Linked DNA regions of Mus musculus: region 2 is linked to region 1. A link is a loop called in an ENCODE intact Hi-C map of the cell type or tissue named here. Cell type or tissue: heart. All regions are shown on one strand. Each heading gives the region's core, and the rest is flanking DNA. Links, peaks and the distances in the headings are about the cores only. Region 1 holds the start of Sorl1 (sortilin-related receptor, LDLR class A repeats-containing). Region 2 overlaps Sorl1 (sortilin-related receptor, LDLR class A repeats-containing).

Region 1 (8,824 bases), core at 161-8,160:
TTGTCTTCAGCTGTCATTGTTATTTTAAAGTTCCTCCTTTCCTGTCATCCTTTCTCCTCCCCCCTTTCTCTCACAGGGAGAGCCTATGTCTGGGTCTTGGGTGTTTTAAGTAAACACTCCACCTGTGAGTTATATCCATGTGAACGTCAGAAGACAACTTGTAGTTTGGTTGTTTGCCCCCACCATCTGGGTCCTAGAGATCAAACTCAGCTCATCCAGCTTGGCCGCAATCGCCTTTTCTGGCTGAGCCAGCTCGTGAGTAATTGGACTTGCTAAGTTTCGTAGGCTTATCTCAAACTCATGATCCTCTTGCCTTCAACGTCCCAGAAATGGGATTATAGACATTAATCTCGCAAGTGCTGGAGTATGGGTGTCTTCCACCATACTCAGCTTTTGCTAGGTGTTTCCTTTATTCATGTATGTATGTGTGGTATGTGCTATCATACATATGTGTGTTTGTATGTTTGTTTATGTGCATGGACACACGAAAGACACATTCATATGTGTGTGTGTGTGTGTGTGTGTGTATACATTCGTGCACAAGTGTGAAAGTGTGGCCCCCATATGGAGATCAGAGGACAACTTGTTGTAGATGTTGGTTCTCTTTCTCCACTACGTGGGTCCTGGGAATTGAACTCTGCTTACTGGGTTTGGCAACAAGCACCGCACCTTTCCCTGCTAAGCTGTCCATGTATAGATCCATGCATATTGATTTTTGTAGTGATGTTGTCCAGCATCATAGCAAGGCCGTGGGTAGGGCAGAGAGGGCTAGAATACATCTTCCCCTTGTCTATGGCCCTGGGGAGATGGAGGAAGTACAAGCTTTTTTACAACCCAGATCTGGTTTTGAAGTTAGGAAAACTACCCCGCTTGGATTGCACAACTCAGCTCTGACTCCTGTTCGGGGTGAACTTGCCCTGTGGCTCTTCCGCTCTCACCTCTCACGCTCTTGTAGGAGTCCCAAAGGTAGAGAATAATCTTACCGACCAGGGAACCCTCCTAACCCCTGCCCCAAAAGCATAAACAAAAGAGAAAAGAAAAAACAAACCCACCAAACCCATGTAGAAACTTGCCACAAGACCAGAACCATCATGCAGACCTCCAACGCTGCCTGCACAGTCCTTTGCTGTGGGGAGTGTCACAGTTTTTTTTTTTTTTTTTTACATACACGAGCTCACTTGCTTGGTACTCTGACTGTTAGCAGAGGTGGGGTAAGAACTAAGTCCTCTATTTTATAGGTGAGAAAACGGAAGCTCCAGGGAGGGCATTCAGCCAAGTCCCCATAGCTAGAATTGGGCCTTTGCCTTAAAAAAATTCAGTGTGCTTTCTTTCTCCTGTGCCCCATGGTTCTGCAGCCCACGGTCTCCCCGAGAGCCGACTATCCACCTAAGAATGGCTTAGAATGTAGATAATGATTAGAGAGGAAGGCATTCGAGGAGTAAATTAACCGTGTTCAAGCATTCTTGCCAGTTTTATAGCATTGAAATTACAAATCCAAATCAAAATGAGCAAGTAGCTGGTCCTGCCCTACTAATCCTTCCACGCAAATTGCCACCTGAAGCTGAAGCCAGCAGTTCACAGGGGCAGACCGCTTTGTCTTCCACACAACAACTAGAAGCCGCTTGGGGTTGTTTTCTGCTGAGAGCCTAACTCATCGAAGATGGTTCTCATTAAAGATAGCCTGACAAACAACCGATGATCAAATCTCATGCAGGGTGTTCTGACTGTAGGCTGTTCCTTTAGTCTTCTCCTGGGAGTCAAAGATGGCAGAGGTGCTGATGGTTCAGTGGCTGTGAGTTAGGTGGCTCAACAATCATCTGAGTTGGGGAGGGAAAGGGTTGTGGGAGGGTGGGAGGCTGCAGAACCTCAGCTGGGGCGGGTTGAGGGAGATGAAGGGATGCTGGCATTCTTTCACAGGTGATAGTCATATTTTGAGCTCATAGTTACAGAGGCTGGGAGGGAAGTCTGTGAGCATGGCGTTGGCACCTTCTCAGCTTCCAGCAAGAGCCGGATGCTGCTTCAGCTCATAGGAGGTCTAGCTGTTTTAGAGATAAAACAAGGAGGGCTCCTTGCTTTATGAGAACTGCTTTAGGCGGAGCTAAAGTTCAACTGCTCTACCCACTGTTCTTGGGAGAACAAACTTACTCCACTGAGAAAGGCCCGGTTCCTCTCAATAGCATAATCAACCCTTAAAGGCACCCACCACAATGGCAATACACTTCAACCCAGGGACAAACCCAGTTCAGATCATGACAGGTTCTGGCGGGTTGCCCAAAGCGGTATAGATTGGAGGGAGGGAGGAACGAAGGAACTAGATTAGGCTAACTAGACTGAAGTTGAATGGCAAGTAAACAAGAGACAGAACCAAGCTCCGGGCTTGCTGAAGTGGCAGAAAGGTGTGTGTGTGTGTGTGTGTGTGTGTGTGTGTGTGTGTGTGTGTGTGTGTGTGTGTGTGTGTGTGTGTGTGTGAGAGAGAGAGAGAGAGAGAGAGAGAGAGAGAGAGAGAGAGAGAGAGAGAGAGAGATCGAGAGAGATCACCTTCCCTTCTCTAAACCAATGGACGGCTTTGAGTCATCCCAATAACCAGGACTGGAGTCTGGAGAGACCTAGGATGAAATACAGGTTAATACTTAACTGCTCCCACCAGCTGGGGGAAAAATGTATAAAAGCGGTTACAATCTGGCTCTTGGAGCTGATTTTAAGGTGCATTGAAAGTGCACCCCGTCTTTGGGCATCTGATTCCTCCAGTACATGAGCAGTCTTTACAGCCTTTACAACTAATGGTGTTTGGTTGAAACACACATCTTAGCTCTGAGAGTGGCTCAATGCTGGAACATCTTAAGGGACCAAAGCAGGAGGCTGGTAGGGCCCTGGGCCATGCCTAGTGTAGTTGTCCAGGTGGAGCAAGTATAGCCTAGGTTTTACTGCTTCTGGGCAGGGTGTTTGTCTGCTATACTCTGCTGGACGCAGGGGCAGTTAGTTCAGCTTGATCAAAGGTAGTTTGAGCTGTAGCCATTTCAAGCGCATTTCTGGTAGTTGAAACCACGTAAGTTTCACAAACCAGCAGGTTCATCTTGACTTACTTTGTTGGTGTGCTAAGGGCCAGTTCTGTGGTTTGCTTTCCATTGGAGGTGAACATGAGGCCAAGGCCCAGGAAGGTGGTTGAGTGGCTGCACAAGGTGCAGAGACTGATGGCAGTTTGGGGCGACCAGGGTACCCCAGGAGCCCATGGAGTAGCTAACTCAACCCGGGGAAATAGAGCACGGCGCCCACGCAACTCTTCACTGCGGTAGGGAGGGCGAGGTGTGCGCGAAGGGGACCACGGTGCCCTCAGGCGGGCGCTCCCTGCCTTGACTTCCCCATCCCAGGGGGCGGGGCCGCAGTCGCAGCGAGCGGAGAAAGTGCGCGAAGGGGGACGCGCTGCGAGCTCACACGTGACGGCACGGCGCCGAGCGAGCGGGACCCGGCGGCGGCGGTGGCCGTGGCTGCGGTGGCGGGCGCAGCGGAGCGGCCCGGGCGGCTTGGAGCCCCGGGAGCGGCGCGCGCGGCCCCGGCCCTGGCCCCGCGCTGTCCCGGCGCGCGCTGCACATTCTCTCCTGGCGGCGGCGCCACCTGCGGGAGCGTTCGCCCGAACATGGCGACACGGAGCAGCAGGAGGGAGTCGAGACTCCCTTTCCTATTCGCCCTGGTCGCGCTGCTACCCCGCGGGGCTCTCGGCGGGGGCTGGACGCAGAGATTGCACGGTGGCCCGGCGCCCTTGCCCCAGGACCGGGGCTTCTTCGTGGTGCAGGGCGACCCGCGCGATCTCCGGCTAGGAACGCACGGGGATGCCCCGGGGGCGAGCCCGGCGGCCAGGAAGCCACTCAGGACCCGGCGGAGCGCTGCTCTGCAGCCCCAGCCTATCCAGGTGTATGGACAGGTGAGCACTTCTGCAAGCCACCTCCTTCCAGCCCCTTTCTCTCCCACCACTTCCTCACCCCCGCACCCATCCTTTGCAGTCGCTTCCCAGGTGCTGGCTCCGCTTGGGGACTTCCCGGCTGGCATGTTTGTTTCATTTCTTTTTCTTCTCCTTTCCCCCTGTACATCACATGAGTACAGCCGTCAGCACTCTGGTCGCATAGATCTTTTTTCTTTTTCCTCCTTTCTGTCGATTTTAGCAGATGTGTTCCAGGTAACTGGAAGGGTGCAGAGCCTCTCTTCCCTAGCCTGTATGCAGACAGACTAGGGTAGTTTCTGGCAGGATTTTGAGGGGTACAGCATAAATTTTACATCTGGATAAAAACGGGCATAACCCCCCTCCCTTCCACCCCAACTCCCGTACCATCCTTTGGCAGCGGGAGCGAGAATCCTGCAGTTGTAAAGCACTTAAGCAGAATTGCAGAGGAGGGCATGCCATGTTTATTCTCATGAACCCCAGTAAAGGTGGGCAACTCTCAAAGCGCTACGAATGCCCCTTGTGTACCCAGTAGACATATGTGTGCGTGTGAGCTCGTGAATATCTGCGTGTAAGGCTGGATTCTCTTCGTTGGGAGTACAGCACATCAATCCGTCCCCTTTCCATCCCAGCCCTTCAAGGTGATGGCTTTATTTTAGATAGAAACTATCTCTTATGACACTTGGGATTTGAGACTACTGCAAGAAATTTGCTGGGCTTAATATTCATTAAAGGATTTATTTCTATCCAGGCAATGGGTTTATTAGGTCATAAGTAACACACATTTCACTCATGGCCCCCACTGACTGCTGGGTTGCCAAGTTGAATTTGTCCCCCTTCGTATCAGCGCTGGTGGAATCAATTTGCCCGTATTATTGTCTACTCAGAGACTCCCAGTCCTTCAGTTAAGATTGACATCAGCAAAACTAGAAGGTCGGTGGGAGAGAAATGGTGGGCCTGATGGAGCTGACCAACACAACCATGTCCCAGAGCGACTGTTGCTTTCTAAAGTACAAATTAAGTGATTAGCTGGGGGTTCTGCCTTTCTTCACTGATTTTGGCTATAGCAAAGTCTTCCTTCAGGCCATACATAGAGTTAAGCAATCAACTCCTGGAGCCAGAAAGCGTCTCATAAAACATGCCACCCTATTGTGTCACCCTATTGTGTCACGTTTTGAGTGAAGAAACCCAAACTGTGACAGGTGCGATGACTGGTCCAAGGTCACGCAGGAAAGGGCTGTGAGCACTGTAGTTCTCTTGCCTGCATGGTCTCACTGACCTTTGGGTGCTGGGAGGTGGGGGGTCACCTTGTCTCTGCTCAGTGCTTCCTAAACATCTCCTTTCTAAAATAAAATGTATATATCGTTATGAAGACAGAGGGGCGGTTGTGTGTGGGTGGGAGTAGCTGACATCTGCCCACCACCAGACCACTTGCCCCTGGGCAGGAATGTATACCAGATGACCTGTAACTGCTTGATGGTGTATGTATGTGCGTGTGCGTCTGTGTGTACGTGGTGTGTGCAGCGCTTAGACTCCTGAAGCCCACCTGCCCTGTTTTGGGCCCAGATCCTTGTGCCCCCCTTTTCATCCCCATCTGAAACTTCCTTTTTGTAATTTGGAAGTCAGCAAGATTGCTCTTGGCAGGCATGGCAGCTTGGAATTGCCGAGGGTGGGTCTCTCCAGCTTGCTGAGCTCTGCTGTGCTCCTGAGAGGGTGGGCTGGGTGTGGGAGGAGTGAGTGTTCAGGTCCCCTCCAGCCTAGCTTTGGTGGACAGAGGCACCTTCTAGTCTCCGTGGCATCCATGCAGGTGCTCTTTATTTCCTCCTTCCTTAGGGTTTGCCCTGTGAAAATCTCCCAGGGATTTATAGCAAGCTAGAGACGAACTCTGTCCTCTTTGGGAGCCTCTCCAAACACTTCCCCCCCACCCCCCGCCCCCTGCGCTTTGCTTTCATGTCTTCAGGCCAGCCAGACTGGTTCCATTGAAGGATGCAGATCCAGCCAACAGTTGGACTCAGAATGAGGCATTCCCACACAACAGTGAGGATCCCTCCTGTACCCGTCCTCACTAGGGCTGCCTTCCTAGGCCCCCATTCCCTATTGCTACAGGTTAAGGAAAAAAATAGCATTACCCTTCCTTGTGGAGGAGTGGACTCAGACAGAAGGAAGACCTAACTTTATGGTATGGGATTTCTGCCACAAGCTCTAACCTGGTGCAGGCCCTTCGGACTACAGGCTCAGGAAGCAGTGACTGAATGGCTTAGGGGCTCTTCTCTGGGTCTCTGGGGTGATGTATGTCTATTTGGAATCACCTCTGTAGCTGAGGTGGCCATATGTGTACCTCGGTTTTTCCTGGGACATACCCAGGTATGAATAGTGCCTCCACCCCCTACCCCCCCAAATGCGGCTGTGTTATTAATCTGTATGCTTGTTTGAACTCTTACCCTGCACCAAGTTATATAAATTCCCTTCAATTCTTAAACCCACATAATTACAGTGGACAGTTGTCTGAAGGGGATATGTTTCTCAAAACACACACACACAAACAAGCAGCAAACAAAGAAAACAATTGAACTCGAGGTCATTGTAAACAAACAGGTGATAACCAGCAGACCTGTCACACTCAACCGGCCCTTACCCTACCGTGGGCTTATGTGGCTGAGGGAGGCTCTGGACCTGGAGTGATGGCTGGGGACAGGGAGACTTAGGTGCTCTGCAGTTTCTTGTCCTTGGGCCTTGGTGAGGGTAAGGGAGTAAGGGGACACTTGTCAGAGCTGGAAGCAGAAGCCAGGGAGGTGGTGAGAAGGTCACTAGCCTCAGGGGGGACAGAAGGAAGGCTTTGCCAGGGAAATTTTGGCAGAGAAAGGAGCCTGTTAACAGCATGTCACACTGGAGTGACCCTTCTTTTACCTTCCTCACTTTATGGAGTAAAGATTTTGTTATTTTGACTATATTCCTTCTCAGGATCTTTTTCTTAGAAAGATTTCCTAATACGAGGAGAGTGGTTCTGACATGATCACCCAGAAACACATTTGCAATAGTAGAGACCAACAGACCAGATTCTAAGGCTTTTCTACATAAGTTCAAATTTTACAAGGAAGGCCTATCCTTTAAAAGAGGTCAAATTAAAGGAGGAGGAAGCAATAGCTTTTAAATATATAATATATGTAATTATTATTGACAATAATCTCTAGTACATTTCTTGATAACTGTGCATATTATTAATGATTTAATAATGTATAAATATATTTAATTAATTTATATATTAAATTGTTTTGGTGGTGGTGGGGTCTCATTTAGCCGAAGTTGGCCTGAAACTGACCATGAAGCTCAGGCTAGCCTCTTAACTGGCGTTCCTCCTCTCTCTGCCTCCAGAGTACTGGGGTTAGAGGCGTGGATTGGCACGCGCAGTTTGTCCATGGTTCTTGCCACACTGATTTCTTTCCTGTTCTTTGTAATCACTCTTGCTTTGTGTTCTTCCCCTAAGGTCTTCTTCACCTCTTCTCTTTGCTTAGAGAACCCCCTTTCTGTTCTCCAAGCCTCCCGGGCCCTTAGTATTCCCAGCTCTGTGGGAACCGTTGTGTGCCTGGTTCCAGCCCTTACTGCCCTGGATTATAAGGAATGCCTGATCTCCCTGTGTGCTTCTTGTGTGTGTGTGTGGTGGAGGGGCAGGATTTGCTCCTCTGTGTCTCACTGTATGGGAGACCCTTGATAACCATCTGTGGACCAGTTTTCTACCTGGAAGAAGCGGTGTAGAGAGTGGGCAGCACAGTAAGTTATATAAAGTTATCTACGAGCAGGAGCAAGGGAAGGCCCACCAACTGACAAAAGGCTTTGGCTCACTCCGTGGTGCTGAAGCTGATGGGATGGCCCTTGGGAGTGTAGCCCTGGGTTTCCTGTGCTATCTGGGAGTTAATTCCAATAAAGACGTAGAATTCTATTTTTGCAGTGTTCTCCCTTTTAGGGCTCTCATATTGGTTTTTGCTAATGGTATTTTTAATTTGTGTGGGGGGGGGGAGGGGAGAGAGAGTTGGGGATCGGGGATCCTTTGGAATGAGGCATAAGGCCTAACAGGATTTACAGGTTTATTTTGCTTGCAACAAGCTCTCTGTTCATAATTCTTGCATTTTAGAGGACGGAGAGGATACAGTGTCCTGGTTTGAGACTAGAAACAAAGTGTCCATTACAGCACAAGGGCCTTGGACAAAAGGCCTCCTTTGGGGAAAGAATACTGTTTGGCTTTAGATCACTCTGCTGTTGATTCTTACACGATATACTTGCCTGGGAAAGAATTGGCCGGTTGATTCTGAAGTTAGGATGTCTGACCTGTGGGCTTCCAGATGAAGCCGAGAAGGCTACACGCTGGCGGTGCCAAGCTGAGTTTTGCGTAGGTGAAGACCTGGTTGCCCTCTTGGGTTGGTGAGGGATGTGACCTTGAAATCCCTCTCCTGGTTGCGCCTGGATCCCTTCTCTTGAGTTCTGGGCTGTGTCTGGCACGGTTTGGTTCATCGGTAGATTAGAGCCTGGAACAGTAGAGGCTTTGTGGTTGAAGGGATGGAAAAAAGGGGGCCCACGGAGAGACACTGAGAATTCAAAGGATGGGAGGAGAACTTACCCACTGAGCTTCCATAGTCTTCAGCAGATAATGCCTGCTAACAAAGCCATTGTGCTCTGAGGAAATGTGTGGAGGCCGGTGAATCCTTTTGCGGTCTCCTGTATCCCCTTCTCAGTTGGTAACACTTGTTGCCAGGTTATTGTTACGATTTCCTTACAGAAATCTAACGCACAACATATAAGTATGAATGCACACAAAATCGAGTTATCAGCAGCCTTTTATTGCCCATAGCCCTTGGTGTCATGAATAATGAGGTTAATTTAAACTCTAAATATATT
Region 2 (8,824 bases), core at 473-8,472, 51 kb after region 1:
CCCCGCTCTGGAATGTCCACTGGCTTGACACGGTGCTTGGCTGGTGTAGGCAGTCATAGCTATGCGAGTTCATGAATTCTTTGTTCTTGTCATGTCCAGAAGGCATTGTTTTGCCCAGGTCCTCTTGGCTACTGGCTCTTAGAATCTTTCTGCCTCCTTTCTGCAACGTTCCCTGAACGTCAGGGAGGATGGATGTGGTATAGACATCCTGTTTATGGCTGATGCTCCTCTGATGCTTATCCTCTGCATTTTGAGCAATTGTGAGCTTCTGTGTTAACCACTGTCCTTGGTGCAAAACCACTTCTCTGATAAAGACTGACGGCGGCACTAATCTATGGGTGCAGAAGTATCTATTTGGAAGATACTTTTAATATTATGTCCATTTAGCAACATAATAGTAATAGGTTTGCCCTTGTGCCTGTGAGCTTTCCAGCTATGAGTTCTTGGTCAGGTTTACAGTTTCAGGCAAGTGCTTCCTATATGGTGCAGGTCTCTTAAGTCTAAATGGAAAGCCATTGGTTACTGCTATAACATTCATTCCACTATTGCACCTGTAGGTGTTTCTTGCCATGTTGACCATTTTCTGGATCACAGAGATCAGAGCCAGATGGGACTGTTGGTGACTTTTTCTCCTTAGCAGCTTTCATCCTTCCTCTGGGACTATGGAAGCTAGTCGTAGTTTACCTATGCTTTATTTATTTATTTATTTATTTATTTATTTATTTATTTATTTATTTTTCCTTACGTGAGATCTTGCTATGTTACCTAGGCTGGTCTCTAACTCCTAGGCTCAAGTGATTTTCTTCCCCCAGCCTCCCGAGTACCTGGGATGTGCCAATCTGATTAGTGTTGTTACTGGGACGAAAGACTGTAGGGAAAGAATTTAAAAGAGAAAGGTTGGTTTTGACACAGGACTTCGGAGCTTTCGGTGTGTAACCGTGGGGAGGGTGGGGCGGGGCGGGGTAGCTCACTTCACTTCATGATGCTCTGGAAAAGAGAAGCCTACACTCATGGCTTGCTCCTCTCCCTCTTTTTATTCCATCTGGGTCCCTAGCCAGCCTGGGGACAGTGCCTCCGTGTGTGTTCAGAGTAGGTCATCTCCCTTTTGTTAATTGTCTTTGGAAATGCCCCAGAGACACAGCCAGAGAGGCGCTTTCTTGATCCCTTAGATGTTTCTTAGTGCAATCAAGTTGAAAGAGATGGGTCATTGGGTGGGAGGAGAGGCCTGGGCCACTGTGCTGGGTTTCTGTGTTTTATGTCTGATGTCCCCTGCTGGGAACATCTGTGGTGATTGGCTAGAAGCTTTGTCATTGATCCAGAGGAGACTGCACCACTGCCAGCTCTTAGCTACTGTCCAGGTCACCCCACACCCTGGGAGGGCTCCTGCTGTCCACCCCTTCTAGCTGAGCCACTATGAGACTTGAAATTGAAGAGCTTATCACTGCATTCTTGGCCTTTGTAATTAAGAATATACCAATTCTCACTTCCCCCTTGGTGACTCATGACTTTTTTTTTGCTTTACTATCATCTCAGATATACACTGAAATCTACATCATTTGCTTATCAGAACCGAAAATGCAAAACTTAAAAAAAATTAACCTGTCCATAAAGTATCAAATCCTGTAGCATCCACCCAGATGAACACATTTAAACACTGCACACGTTTGTAGGTCTAGTCATGGACTCAGCCTGTCAGGATTTCAATGCAGAATGAAAGTCTTGCAAGCTGAGTATGGTGACTTATACCTGGAACCCTAGCACTTAGGAGGTACAGCAGGAGGATCAGTGGTTCAAGGCTATCTACCCCCAACCGGACAGTGTGTTCAAGGCCAGCCTGGGCTATATGAGATTCTGTCTCAGAAGGAAGAAATAATTCCTTTTCTAAAAACCTTAATTCTCTTCTTAGAGTGTAGCCTAGAAATGGTATGGTGCATATGTGAAGGAGGAGGCAGTGTATTCCCGTGCGTTTTATGAGAAAGCGCTTCTGGAAATCACCAGTGTGAAGTGGAAAGATGTCTGCAATACATGATTCATGAAGAAAGGCTAAACTGCTTTGGCCAGGTTTGCACTCAGTATTCATGAAGGAGTTGCTTTGGCCAGGTTTGCATGCAGTATTCACGAAGGAGTTGCTAGGTAGTTCCTCTCTTCTGACCCAGTTTGATTGCACGCATAAAATTGTCTTAGGCCACCGAGAATGCCACTAGAAAGTGACAGCCAGAATGGGCATTGTGTCTCTTTCTTGCGCTGCCTCAGGTAGACAAGCAAGCTGTGGCTATGGTAATGTTTGCATCTTTCCATTCCTGGAAATATCCTGTGGAGTTATTCTTAACATGCCCTCACTGGCCTTTGAGTCTCCACTCAGATAGGAAGACTACGGAAACCCAGCATGGCCAAAATGATATCACCGCCAGCTGATCTGGTACGCCCAAGTAGCTTCCCCCCAGACCAACATGATATCTTTCTTGTCATCTCATTAACCAGTGCTTGACTGTATGACTATACATGCTGAAGAGAAGATAAAGAATGGAGATCTTTACTCTGGATGGTCAGGGCCCTGTTGTTTAGGGATGAAGGGAGGCTCAGTGTTAGGGGAAGGCTCAGTGTTGTTTGTCACTGTATTGGGATGTTTGTGTGTGACTGTGCAGGTGCATAGAGCCTCTGCCAGTGGACACTCTGGAAGGTGGAATGGGGACAGGGTAGGGCAGTGGGAGCAGAACTCTTTATTTTATCATACACTGATTTGTACTGTTAAGTCTGCTCCACAGGGCTTACTAATAACAGTTAAAAAGTAAAAAGGCCAACTAATAAAACCCCACTGTTTATTAGGAAAAGCGACAGAGCCTGACAGTGTCCTGCACAGTAACTGGTGTGTCATGATCTAAAATATTGCTAAAATATTTCTTGATGGCCATAAAACAATACAATAACACTCTCACAATACCTCAGGGTTAACCTGAATTATTTTAGGTAAGGAATAATTCTCTCAGAAGCAGGGAAAGTATGCCTTTTGAGACTTTGAAGAAAGATTGATATATAGTGGTCTATAAATTTGTATTTATGGGATAAGAGTGGCATGCATATATATGTATATGTATACACACACACACAGATGTGGTATTTCTCTTTCTGAGTGAGGCTTATCTCCAGTTGTATACATTCTCCTACAAATGTCATGATTTAATTGTTCTGTCGGACTGAATAAAATTTATTATTTAAATATATTGCATTTTCTTCATCTGATCCTTTGCCTATGGAAACCTGGACTGGTTCCCTTTCTTAGCTATTGTGGTATAGACTTGGATGTGCAAGGACCTCTGCTGGGTCAGAGCAGGTTTGATGTCTAGTTTCGAGGAACCTCCAAGCTGACAGCAGTAGTTGGCTGCTCCGTTCACACTTCTCCGTCAGGTGGGCTCTTTCTCCACCACTGGGCGTCATCTATTTTCTCTATGAGAGCCATTTTGACTAGTGTGAAATGAAATCTCAAAGCAGTTTTAATTCTCATGTCTCTGATGGCTAACGATACAGGAACGCTTTTCAATTTATTTACTGACTGTTGTATTTCTGTTGAAACTTCCAGCTGACGTTGGGCCTTTGGTGTTACTGGAAATTGTCTTGTTTTGGGGAACAGAGTTTAAAGTAGTGAAAAAAACATAACATGCAATATGTGTATTTCGTGGGCATGTGTATTCATTGGTAGTCATGAAGATCTTTGTATGCACAGGACACCTTAACATCTTTATGACCCAGTGATATCTTAAAATATCTAATGCAACGTTAGATACTTAGCATTGTTGATTGCTCTGTTCTATCAGACTCTCTCTCTACACACACACACATACACACATACACATACATATATCCTACTTGATGGGAAATGTTTAGAGATTGGATCATGGAATTACCAAGCATTTTGCAGAGTCTTGCAAATTGAAGCCTTTTTGGGCTTTGTATAGTGTATGGCTGAGCTCACCTGTGCAGACTTAAAGCTGCAGGCTCTGCTCTGTTTGAACTCCATGGCCTTCTCCCTCCCCACCGCTCTTTTTCACACTCTGGTGGCCTCCACCACCCTCCCTGTGTCCAAGTTCCTCTGTCATACCATTGTCTCTCTTCCTTTGATACCCTCAGACTGTCTGTAGGAATTGTAGATCGAGTGTCCTGTACTAAACAGCTCAGCTCTGAGCAGATATTGTAAAAAGAGAAGAGGGACCGAGTCACAGACTGCTTTGTGTTTTCAGCAGAATCAGAGGGTTTGACCTGTTTTCTTTTCCTCATGTTTTGAGGGACTGTCATCTGGCACAGTTAATTTTCCTCTTCTCTTCCTTGGCAGCATCTTCCGGGCAGCCAGCAGCAGTCATCTGTCCAGCTCTGGGTCTCCTTTGGCCGGAAGCCTATGAGAGCAGCCCAGTTTGTCACAAAGCATCCTATTAATGTGAGTGAGGTCTGCTGGAAGCCGGGAAGGGGAGGATGCTTGTCTCCAAGCCTCATGGGAATGTCCTGCTGGTGTGAGCATTTTACATTCTCCCTGTGGGCACCCTCTAGAGAGGCCTCTGAAGAGACCTGTTATACTCTGGGCCTGTTGGTCTGCTGCTGTGCACTTCACTGTTGGAAGGGGAGCTGAATGGGAATCGTTTTTCTGCTTTAAGTGCAGTAAGATTGGCAGAAGGGTCAGTGCCCGTCACTGGCCTCGTATGCCAGTCCTCGGGCAAGGGGAGATTTGTGCATGGCATTTGCTTATTAACCACATGCTGTATTCCTTGCAGATGACTAAGGTTCCAGAAGGGGATGTATTTGGGTTCTGTTTTTGTAGAAACAGACAGGTTAGAAAGACCAAGAACAGAGTGGAGAAAGCATAACATAGCCAGTATTCAAATGAATTCAATATTAGTACATACCTCAAATGAATTCAGCATTAGTACATACTGACTGCTAAGAAGGCACAGTTGTGGATCACCAGGGTAGAGCCTGCAGCCAGGAGGTTGCCTTGGAAGGCTTTGGCATCAGCCAGCGGGTATGTAACAGGAATGATGATCAGGTCTGTTTAGTTTCTATGGGTTCTTTCAGTCTCCCAAGGGAAAAGAAGAGAAAATGAAATGCGTGCTAATCTATATTGTGCCTTGTGCTATAAAAGGTCTGTTGGGGGAGAAGAGGAGACATCATTACCAAAAAGAGGTTTCTAGGTCATTTATGGAGGTCAGAGGCCCATTCTTCTCTGGTGCTGTACCAGCAAGCTCTATGGGTAGACCAGTCATGGATACTTGGAAGGGAAAATCATTTCAGCTATGTCAGTTTGCAGGGGGAGGGGGGGGCTATCTGTGACTTTATACCCACTTTTATCACTGGGACACGTGAGGTCATTGCCTGCATGTGTGTATAAAAACCCCCAGGGATAATTGGGTTTTTAACTGTTTGTTTTCTGACTTTGTCTTCTGAAGGAATATTACATCGCTGATGCCGCCGAGGACCAGGTGTTCGTGTGTGTTAGCCACAGTAACAACAGCACTAACTTATACATCTCAGAGGCAGAGGGGCTGAAGTTCTCCCTCTCCTTGGAGAATGTGCTGTATTACAGCCCAGGAGGGGCCGGCAGTGACACTCTGGTGAGGTAAGGAAAACCCCCAGCCTCCAGCCTTGAGCCAATCAGGCCACCAGACTCTTCTTACCTTAGTGCTTTTCAAGATTAGTTGTCCATGGGGCCTTGCTTGAGGTGCTTTCGAAGTGTGTACCCCCTCCACCCCTGGATTGGGTGTCCTCAGATTACAATTGAATTGGTCTAGGGTTATGGCTCAGGTTGTCCCCCTCAGGGATTTTGTGTGTGGCCAAGGCTGAGCACTGCTGTTCTAGGTGACACTTAGGACCTCAGCTACTTAGTTAACCATTCCTTTGGGTTTTGTGGTATCTGAGCCAATGGGAAAAAACAGTTGAAAGATACCATCACTTCAGGGGACACAGGGGCCCTGCTTCCAAGTGACTGACAGACAGCCTCTGGTGGTGTGTGATAACAAAGTCCCCAGGGTCATTGTCCCTTTAACTGGTGATCACAAATGTAGGGCTGTTTGATGCTCATAGGACAGGTGCTCTTTGAGTGCTACCTTCTCTGAGGGCTGGGGAGCGGTTGAGCACTCTGGATTTAGTTTTCTGCATGCTTGGCATACGTGGAATCATGGGATGGTATGCAGCCCTCTGGATCTGGCTTCTGGCATGTGTGCAAGGTCCAACCTCATCGGGTGAGTATTAGCATCTCACTTCTTTCTGTGGATGAATAATAGAGTTTGCATGTTTTAATAAGTAAGATTCATGAGCCATTGTCCCTCAGGTGTTTCAGTGACTTTAATTTTCATTCTCCCACCCCACCCCACCACCTCGGAGACTCCCATGTCTATGGAGTGACTGATGAGGCTCAATGATGACTTCATCATTTTACTCATTTGTCATATATTCAGATAAGTTTCTCATGGTAGGAAAGAGTGGGATCCCCCACCCCCTAGAGAGGACCTCTAAGGAAGGGGTCCTCTGTTATGTGACCATACAGCTTTGTCACACCTGGAAACTGCCCTTTACATGTGACAGGTTCCTTCCGTGGTGCCTGAGACTGCAGTGCGTCATCCGGTTGAGATATTGAAAAGAGATTCGTGTTGACAGTGGTAGGCCAGCATCCTGTCGAGCTTTCTTCATATAGCCAGGCTTTATCTCAGGGCGACAAGGGTTCAGATGTGTTCAGTCCAATGAGCTGTTATCATTCGTGGGTTTGTCTCAGCCAAATGAGATGGGGTAAGGGAGAATTCTCAGATGCATCAGCAGGCTGGTTTAGAATAGATGGCTCTGGACGGAGAAGGGCAGTGTGATGCTGACAAATTGGCTCTTGTTTCCTTAAAGAAGAGGAGTGAGAACTCTTAACAGGGACTCACTCTCACTTTTGTGGGTTGTGCTTGAAGGAATCTCATGGGACGCCATAGCGAGTTGTATGACTCATGTAGGAACTAATGTGCTAACTAGGTGGCAGACCCGTAGGGACAGCTTTGGAGGGAACACTTGGCTCAGTCAGTGGTGGGGATAATTGCCAGTGTGTAGATGCACAGGGTATGGCTGAAGGGGAAGCCAGGTGAACTTTCTGGCAAGTTTTAGCCCATAGCGCCTGGGAAAGGAGGGGAGAAATGCTTTGGAGTGGGCTGGTAGAGATGATGAGAGAAAACAAACTCTCAGGAGAGAGTGCAGGCGTGAAGTCTGTTGTTTTAGTACAAGCCAAAGAGGGAAATGAAGGTGTGGCTGGACATCAGAGCAGAGCCTGGCAAAAGCTGGCAGGCAGTAAATGCTAAAGCCCCCAGAAGATAACAGGGAAAAGAACCAGGTCTTGAGAGAAAGCCAGGCCTCCCACATGGGCATAATAAGCAGGGAGCCTCAGGATGGTAGCTTCCGAAGGGAAGAGAGCTGAGGTGAGCGTACAGAAGGCCAGAGCCCATTAACCCATTCTCCAACAGAGACCCAAGGAATTCCACCCACATCAGAGGGTTTAGTCTACGCACCTGGGTTTGCGAGGTGTGGGGGGAGGGGCTTTTCTCATCCTGCCAACCAAGAACAGCTTCATTGGTACTACGTATTTCTTCCCTTTCCTGCGGTAGAGGTTGTGTGTGTCTCCCTATCTGAGGTGGTCCAACCATCACCCAGTTCAGGGGATTCCTACAGCATATGATGGGGACTTGGGAGCTTTACTGTACAGCCCATGGCTCAGAAACCCCGACCTAAAGGGCACATGTCCAGCTTAAAAAGCCACACATGAACCATGGTGACCGTTCGTCATACATGTTGTATTTCTAATGAGCATGCGATGTGAATGAAAAATTTCTTTCCAGTGGGCTTTGAGGGTAGCAAGTAAGACCTGGGCGGTCTTTACTGTCCTGTTAGCCAGAGCTGCCTCAGGCTTTATAGAGCTGTCCTCTCGCTGCCCGCACTGCTTCACTGCAGACCAGCAAGAGATGCTGTGAGGATTCCTGACAGGGAGCCCCGTGCTCAGTGCTTATGAATTGTATTTCTAGAGATCAGATGAGACTGTGAGCCTCAGCACTGTTACCTGTGTCTTACATACCTGGCTCAAGGCTTCCCACTTGTCCAGGCTTCTTGAAGGATTTGGACCAATAGTCAAAGTGAGGAGATGGATCTCGCTCTGTCAACTTCTTTAAGATGTCTTTTACATTCTAAGTGTCCTCTGAGGAGTTGTTGGCTGACTGAGCATCCTGGCCCTTTAAAAACAATCTCTCTCTCTTTCTCTCTCTCTCTCTCTCTCTCTCTCTCTCTCTCTCTCTCTCTCTCTCTCTCTCTCTCTCTGCAAGTTATTTAACTCTAAAAAATGATGTATGGTGAACCTTGTAAACATATAAGCGAAAGTAACAAGATATAAAAGGGTATTGCATGATTCAGTTCATACAGAAGAGCCAGATCAGGCAAATCTGTAGAGACAGAAAGCAGATCTGTGGTTACCAAGGCTTGGGAACTGAAAGAAAAGCAGACAGAGACAGTGCCTGCCAATAATGAAAATGTCCTGGAACTCTCACATTGCATAACAATGTGAGTGTACTTAGTGCCGTGATATTGTGTGCTTTAAGATGGTTCAATATTATGCTGCACACAATGCAAAAATGCCAAGTAAATGCCGATCCCGGGCTTGCACGATTGTTATTCTTTGCCTGCAGGTATTTTGCAAATGAGCCGTTTGCCGACTTTCACCGCGTGGAAGGCTTACAAGGAGTCTATATTGCCACCCTGATTAATGGTTCTATGAATGAGGAGAACATGAGGTCGGTCATCACCTTTGACAAAGGGGGAACCTGGG

The links. A loop is a pair of places that touch in the nucleus more often than their neighbours do. Peaks named below come from ENCODE experiments on the same cell type or tissue, not always from the same donor. Only the 100,000 strongest peaks of a DNase experiment are listed, where the experiment ranks them.
Region 2: it touches region 1 in a loop (2.0-fold over the local background); 9 of 42 quality-filtered maps call a loop at or near these places.

What each region holds. Positions count from the first base shown.
Region 1 is chr9:42,118,924-42,127,747 of GRCm38, reverse strand. Sorl1 (sortilin-related receptor, LDLR class A repeats-containing) reads left to right here and starts at 3,451. Exons shown (of 48, transcript NM_011436.4): 1 at 3,451-3,919. The coding sequence starts at 3,635. In heart, for the core only: a CTCF peak has its summit at 3,627 (motif pointing left); a DNase peak (open chromatin) is centred at 3,407; H3K4me3 peaks cover 1,989 bases; H3K27ac peaks cover 1,674 bases; H3K27me3 peaks cover 1,765 bases.
Region 2 is chr9:42,067,850-42,076,673 of GRCm38, reverse strand. It overlaps Sorl1 (sortilin-related receptor, LDLR class A repeats-containing), which reads left to right. Exons shown (of 48, transcript NM_011436.4): 7 at 4,328-4,429; 8 at 5,433-5,602; 9 at 8,685-8,824. Among named protein-coding and RNA genes, the nearest start is that of Gm16214, 50 kb to the right of the region's middle. In heart, for the core only: no CTCF peak of the experiment used is centred there; no DNase peak of the experiment used is centred there.